Regions from separate parts of the Homo sapiens genome. Here region 1 is linked to region 2. A link is a contact called in ENCODE POLR2A ChIA-PET data. All regions are on one chromosome and are shown on one strand. Each heading gives the region's core, a stretch centred on a gene start or an enhancer-like site at or near the end of the contact. The rest is flanking DNA. Distances are from core to core; before and after follow the strand shown.

The links. ChIA-PET counts read pairs that join two places held with the same protein, here RNA polymerase II (POLR2A).
Region 1: POLR2A ChIA-PET joins it to region 2 with 10 read pairs in activated B cell. The contact joins the promoter of USP39 here to the promoter of C2orf81 in region 2. POLR2A ChIA-PET finds 5 or more read pairs at or near these places in 3 of 52 experiments (A549, H1 and activated B cell).

What each region holds. Positions count from the first base shown.
Region 1 is chr2:85,614,526-85,618,035 of GRCh38, reverse strand. It overlaps USP39 (ubiquitin specific peptidase 39), which reads right to left and starts at 1,850. Exons shown (of 13, transcript NM_006590.4): 1 at 1,573-1,850. The coding sequence starts at 1,840. RefSeq lists enhancers at 2,057-2,106, 2,137-2,186.
Region 2 is chr2:74,419,293-74,422,922 of GRCh38, reverse strand. It overlaps C2orf81 (chromosome 2 open reading frame 81), which reads left to right and starts at 1,304. Exons shown (of 3, transcript NM_001316764.3): 1 at 1,304-1,380. The coding sequence starts at 1,363. WDR54 (WD repeat domain 54) reads right to left here and starts at 1,193. Exons shown (of 10, transcript NM_032118.4): 1 at 1,107-1,193; 2 at 548-770; 3 at 1-53. The coding sequence starts at 769. RefSeq lists an enhancer at 514-693 and a silencer at 1,094-1,373.

The DNA of each region.
Region 1 (3,510 bases), core at 601-3,100, about 11 Mb before region 2:
GTTGCAGTGAGCTGAGATCGTGCCATTGCACTCCAGCCTGGACAACAAGAGTGAAACTGTCTCAAAAAAAAAAAAAAGAATGTACATGTGTATCTATAAATCTACCACTTGTCAAAAACTTGAGTGGGTCTCAGATCTTACCCTACTCGCAAGCTAACAAGTTAGCCTGTCACAGTTTTATGAATGCTGATGGAAAGCATGTGACTACCTGGCCTGAAATAAAGGACAGTTTATTAGAGCAATGACAGTAGCCGGAATATAGCATTGGTGTCAGTTTTCCAAGTGAATTCCCACAAGGCAAAGTGAGGAGAACCCATGCACACAGTGAGCTGCCTTACAGGAGACGAACCCCGTGCTTAGAGAATCTGAACCATTAACCATTTTTTCAAACGAGGTCTCGCTCTGTTGCCTATCCTAGTCTTGAACTCTACCTCATCCTATAGAGTAGCTGCGATTACAGGTGTGAGCCACCACACCCTGCCCCAAATCTTTTATAAGGGATTGTGCCCTTGTCTCCTCGTTTTGTAGGGAGACACCATTTCTATCTTCCAAGGCTGCTCACTACACGAACATCCTTAACGAGAGTCCAGGAGAAAAGGCAGTCAGGCAATGGTCGCAGTACGTGCACAAACTCAAGAGACTAATGGAAAATTGTCTCCAGACTTTATTCAGCTTAAAAAGTGCTACATAATCCATACTTTAGTAGAGGTGCCTATTGCTCAAGCATTCTGAATATCTTGATTACAGAAATTACAAGACCTTAGATGTAAAAACTGAAGGAAAGCCGTGCACGGTGGCTCACGCCTGTAAACCCAGCACTTTGGGAGGCCGAGGTGAGTGGAACACTTGAGTCCAGGAGTTCGAGACCAGCCTAGGCAACATAGCGAGACTTGCTTCTCTTAAAACGCAAAAAAAAAAAAAAAAATTCTTTTTTAAAATGGAAGGAAGTAACACTTGTAAAATCAGCACTGAGCCCCCACATCGGGCATTCGATAAAGGGAAGCTGCTGTTGTTACGATTTTTGCAGTTAGAAATACCATACGTTTGGCCGGGCACGGTGGTTCACGCCTGTAATCCCAGCACTTTGGGAGGCCGAGGCGGGCGGATCACGAAGTCAGGAGATCGAGACCATCCTGGCTAACACGATGAAACCCCCTTCTCTACTAAAAACACAAAAAATTAGCCGGGCGTGGTGGCGGGAGCGGTGGTGGGCGCCTGTAATCCCAGCTACCTGGGAGGCGGAGGTAGGAGAATCGTTTGAACCGGGGAGGCAGAGGTTGCAGTGAGCCGAGATCGCGCCACTGCACTCCATCCTGGGTGACAGAATGAGACTCCATCTCAAAAAAAAAAAAAAAAAGAAAAAAGAAATACTATACGATTATTGAGAAGGGTACTGTCTTCATCAGAACAAGTCGAACAGCAGAATCGTCGAGTCTGGATCCCTCCTCTTCTCCACCCCAACCCCACCCCTCCCCCAACTCCGGCGCAGTGACCTAGCGGAAGATTAGAGACAAGAAAAAAGGACGCGAAAAAAACAGGCTCTCGCGCCTAGCCCGGCCCGGCCCCGCGCACCTCGCACCTCCCGCTCAGGCTCCGAGTCCTCATCGACCTCGCGCTCCCGCTTCACCCGCACAAACGGGACAACAGAAGCCGGGGCCTCGCGCGCGCTCGCCGGCTCGAACTCCCGCTTCACGCGCACAGGGCTGCCCCGGGAGCTCGCCGCCTCAGGCTCCCGCTCCCGATCTCGCTCCCGCTTGACGCGACCGGAGCTGCCCCGCGACTCAGACTCTCGCTTCCCGCGAGTGGAACCGCGAGACTCCCGCTTAGACCGGCCGGACATCTCCACTACCGGCCGAGTCGTCCAGCGCAGGCGCCAAGCACGCTCGAGCGCGCGGCACAAGGCCAATCAGGAGAGGGGCTGGTAGCGAGCCCCGAACTCTCTACGAGTCGCCACTGGGGACAAATCACGCTGCAGAAAATTTGTGGGCGGTGCTGTTCCTGCACTGGCTTCCTCTCCCCTTAGAACCTTCTGTGGGCCTACTGTCGTTTACAGTTTACTGAGACGGGAACCTTTACTGGCGACAGTTTTCTGGATAAAAGCTGTCAGGCCGGGCGCGGTGGCTTACGCCTGTAATCCCAGCACTTTGGGAGGCCGAGGCGGGTGGATCACCTGAGGTCGGGAGTTCGAGACCAACCTGACCAACATGGAGAAACCCCGTCTCTACTAAAAATACAAAATTAGCCCGGCATTGTGGCGCATGCCTGTAATCCCAGCTACTCGGGAGGCTAAGGCAGGAGAATCGCTTGAACCCAGGAGGCGGAGGTTGCGGTGAGCCGAGATCGCGCCATTGCACTCCAGCCTGGGCAACGAGCGAAACTCCGTCTCAAAAACAAAGAAGCTGTCATTCGGCCCCAGATTTGTGCCTCGAAACCACCACCGTGAGGTCGTTTCCCACAGTCTCCGCGGCTTGGGGGCTGACAATCCTGCACAGGAAAACTAGGCGACATTCCCAAATCATCCCCTTGACAGCCCTAATTCTACTTTTAGAAGGTTCTTGGTACCATGAAAACGCAAATGCCCGGTAAAGGCAGATTTACCATGAAGCTAATAAAGCTCTAACCTCAGGACCTGCCTTGAACTTGTTTGCTTGTTTGAACCGTTCCATTGAGGTATAATTGACATACAACAAACTACATGTTTAAAGTGTGCAATTTAGGCCAGGCGCTGTGGCTCATGCCTATAATACCAGCACTTTGGGAGGCCAAGGCGGGCGGATCACCTGAGGTCAGGACTGGAGACCAGCCTGGCCAATATGGTGAAACCCCATCTCTACTAAAAATACAAAAATTAGCCGGGCGTGGTGGCACGAGCCTGTTAACCCAGCTACTTAGGAGGCTGAGGCAGGAGAATCGCTTGAACCCGGGAGGCGGAGGTTGCAATGAGCCGAGATCGCCCCATTGCACTCCAGCCTGGGCAACCAGAGTGAAACTCTGTCATACCCACACCACACCACACCACACCACACCACACCACACCACACCACACCACACCACACTGTGTGCAATTTACTGAATTCTGACTTGCGGTATATGTCAGAGGCGTTTCAACCAGACCAACTCCATCTTGAGTGAGGGTTAGGAAAATGAGGCTGGGCCTTGACAGGCTGCATTCCCAGGAAGTTAGGTATTCCTAGCCTAGAGATGTCTACAGTTAAGGGAACAGAGAGATAATGTTTACTAAACAGATCCAGACTTGGGAGTGTCCTAATATCCCAATATCTGGAGAATAAAGGCATTCCTAATTTTGCTTTAAAGATAATATTTCTTCTTGCAAAATATAATAATAAAATTAATCCTTTATCACAAACCCTTGTAGCAGAGCACATCTCCCCATGATCTTTTTATCCTATATATAAACAAGCATTGTAGCCATGGTGGATGCGTTCCTCCTTTTACTTTCAGGAACGCCCTATTCTGTCAATGGAGTAGCTGTACTTTCACTACTTTACA
Region 2 (3,630 bases), core at 55-2,554:
CGATGTGAGGTGAGTACCAGCAGCACTCGGAAGGGGAGGACACACCAGTGGACCTGGAGGGAGGTGCATCAGTGTAGGGAGAAAATCAAAGCAGGGAAGATGAGTTTGTTTGTTTTTTTTTTTTTTTTGGGGGACGGAGTCTTGCTCTGTGGCCCAGGCTGGAGTGCAGTGGCGCCATCTCGGCTCACTGCAACCTCAGCCTCCTGGGTTCAAGCGATTCTCCTGCCTCAGCCACCCAAGTAGCTGGGATTACAGGTGCACGCCACCACACCCGGTTAATTTTTTTTGTATTCTTAGTAGAGAAGAGGTTTCACCATGTTGGCCAGGCTGGTCTCGAACTCCTGGCCTCAAGTGCCCGTCTCAGCCTCCCAAAGTGTTGGGATTACAGGCGTGAGCCACCGCGCCCGGCAGGAGAGGGGAGATTCTGAGGTTAGGACATGCCTGGGGAGATTCTGAGGTTAGGACATGCCTGCTCCTGAAGGTTTGGAGAGAAAAGGCTGGGGGTAGGACTGGGTTCAGCAACATCACTCCCAGCTCCATGCCTCACCTGAGTGATAAGTGGGGGACTCACTCCAGCACCCTCCTTAGCGTGGAGCTGGCGCTGGGCCAAGGGCACACCCTCAGGAGCAGCGCTGAGAAGCTGGGCGCTTGGTCCATGAACCACGCCAAAATACGTGAGGTTGCGAGCCGGCAGCTGCAGCACACTGAGGTTGTTGCACAGGGCGGCGGCCGAGCCTCGCAGGGGAATGGAGCGCTCCCAGCGGAACATCCTGTGTGGGGGTGCAGCCGAATCACCAGGCGCGCTACAAACAGACGCAGCGGAGATGCCCGAGGGCGGCTATCATCGAGCATTTCGGAAGATGCCTGAGACTGGGTCATAGGATGGGGTGCCCAGAGGACGGTGATGGGGGAGGGTCTCGAGGAGCAAGACAGGGGAGTCCCAGGGCTGTTTTGGGGCGACGGGGGAATCGCAGAGGAGGAATGGGGATGACACAGGACCACCCGATGGCCCCAAGCCCGCGAGCCAAATAAGTGTGATGAAGCCCCCAAGGCTTTCTCCCTCGGCTCGGATCCCTGAAGCCCCCGGCCTAGATCAGAGGTAACACCTGCAGCCCCAGATCGGCTCGCCTGACTCCTGGTTCGTAGGGTCCCTCCAAATCCGCCGCCACCATAGAGACGACGCACGTACGCACGGCCCTTGGGCGGGGTGAGCGGCCGGAACGTGCCGCGGGCGGCGCGGTTGCCGGGGCAACTGTGGGCGGGGCGAGCGACCCCGAGCCCGTGGTTGCCCAGGCGACTGTTAGGTGGCTTACGCGGCCCGGATGCAGCAGAAACACCAGCGTTGCTGCGACCGCGTTGGCGATGGCGCACGAAGGCTCGGTGAGCTTCAGTTCAGCTGGGGATGCGCCAGAGCCAGGGTCGGCCGTTAAGGTCGGTGTCGGGAACAGTGGGCTGGCTCTGGGCCGCCCAGTGCCCCTACTTGCTCCCGCCCACCGCGCGGGAGTTTAGATGACCAAGGAAGCCACGTCGGTACTCGGGCAGAAAACCTACACCTGCACGGTGCCCACTCAAACGCTTTGTTACACTCAAGCCATGAGGGAAAGGGTCAGTGGGTGGTGTAGAGCCCGAGAACAGGAAGTGGATTTTGAAACAGCTAATGAATGTAGTAAGTCTCTTACATGGTGGTGCGTATTTAAATGGATGAGCATTTAGAGAGGGAAGATAACAGAAAAAATCTATTTCGAGAATTTCAAGAGGAAGAAATATATTAAATAATTCAGAGACTGCACTTGAAAGTCAAATTGTTTAAGAGCCAATCAATTTTAAAATAAAGAAAACGGGGCCGGTCTCAATGGCTCATGCCTGTAATCCCAGCACTTTGAGAGGCTGAGGCGGGAGGATTGCCTGAGCTCAGGAGTTCAAGACCAGCCAGGCCAACATGGCGAGACCCCGTCTCGACTAAAATACAAAAAATTAGCTGGATGTGGTGGCGCGGTGCCTGTAATCCCAGCTACTCGGGAGGCAGAGGCAGGAGAATTGCTTGAACTCGGGAGGCGGAGGTTGCAGTGAGCCGAGATCGCGCCACTGCGCTCTAGCCTGGGTGACAGAGAGAGACTGTCTCAAAAAAAAAAAAAAAAAAAAAAAAAAAAGAAGAAGAAGAAAGAAAACGGATTTGAAGAGCCTTTGTGCAAAAATATCTCTGTCCCTTCTGGTCACCATCACGGGTGTCAGATGCGAGGCTGGGAGGGGAGGTCTAAGGAAACAACTCTCTTTACTCAGTCCAGTCAGCCCTGCTCTAGTCAAGCTTGGCCTGGGCTATGGGCCACTCCTGGTGCTTGCTACAGGGCTGTTCTCACTGGTGGATAGGGTTAATGAGACTTCAGGGATTTTGAGTTCTGCAAGACTTAGGAAACAGCAGATTTGGGGGGATAATGAATTTTAGGAAACAGATATGAGACAAGGTTTTAGCGGGGCAATAGGCAAAGGTTTGGGAAGATCACATTTGGAAGTACATTTTGGAAGGAACCAGGTTCAGGGAGACTGTTGTGGGGAATTGAGGGAGCTCCCAAGAGATTGTTTGTAAACTTTTTATGTCTCTAAAGTGAGTTTTGGGGACTAGTCTTTTTTTTTTTTTAAGTGATTACAAAAGGAAACAAACTCATTGTAGAGAACTTACAAAATAGAAAAGAGCATAGGAAGGAAACGTATCCTCTGTTATCATTTTGAAGTTTTCCTTTTGTTGAACACATAGTGGTTTACATATATGAGATCATAATTGATGTGTAAGTTTGTATCCTGCTTCTTTCAATTAACGTTACATCATAAACATTTGCTTTATGCCATTGCAAATTCTTTCTAAAGATTACCTTTAATGGCTGGGTTGGTGGCTCATGCCTGCAAGGTGGGCAGATCACTTGAGGCCAGTTCAAGACCAGTCTGGCCAACATGGCGAAACCCCATCTCTACTAAAAATAGAAAAAAAATTAGCCAGGCCTGGTGGCAGGCGCCTGTAATCCCAGCTACTCCGGAGGCTGAGGCAGGAGAATTGCTTGAACCTGGGAGGCAGAGGTTGCAGTGAGCCGAGATCTTGCCACTGCACTCCAGCCTGGGTGACAGAGCGAGATTCCGTCTCAAAAACAAAAACAAACAAACAAAAAAAGATTACCTTTAATCATTGCATAATATTTCAGTATATATAGCATGTCAATTATTTATTCTCTTTTTAAAGACATGTTTTCAATATTCTGCTATTATAAAAATACCGCAGAGAATTTGTTGGAGAATATATTTTTATCTTCATTTCAGAAAATGCCTTTTGGTTGTATTTATAGAACTGAAATTGCAGGGTTGAGGAAGTGAAAACATTTTTTAATGTCTTCATGCATACTGTTGCAGCATGGTATCACACTAAACCTTTGCCAATGCTGAGTATTCTTGTTTTTAAAATAATTCCAATTTGATGAACTAGAAATCAGAATGTCAATACTATATTTATTAGTCATCTACAGTCCCTCTCTTGTGAAATGTCATGTCCTTTGCTTATCTTTGGGATCTTAAATGGTTTTTCTTCTTATAGTTTAAATTTTTATTGCAATATAGCCCAAGCTGGACTTGAACTCCTGGGCTCAA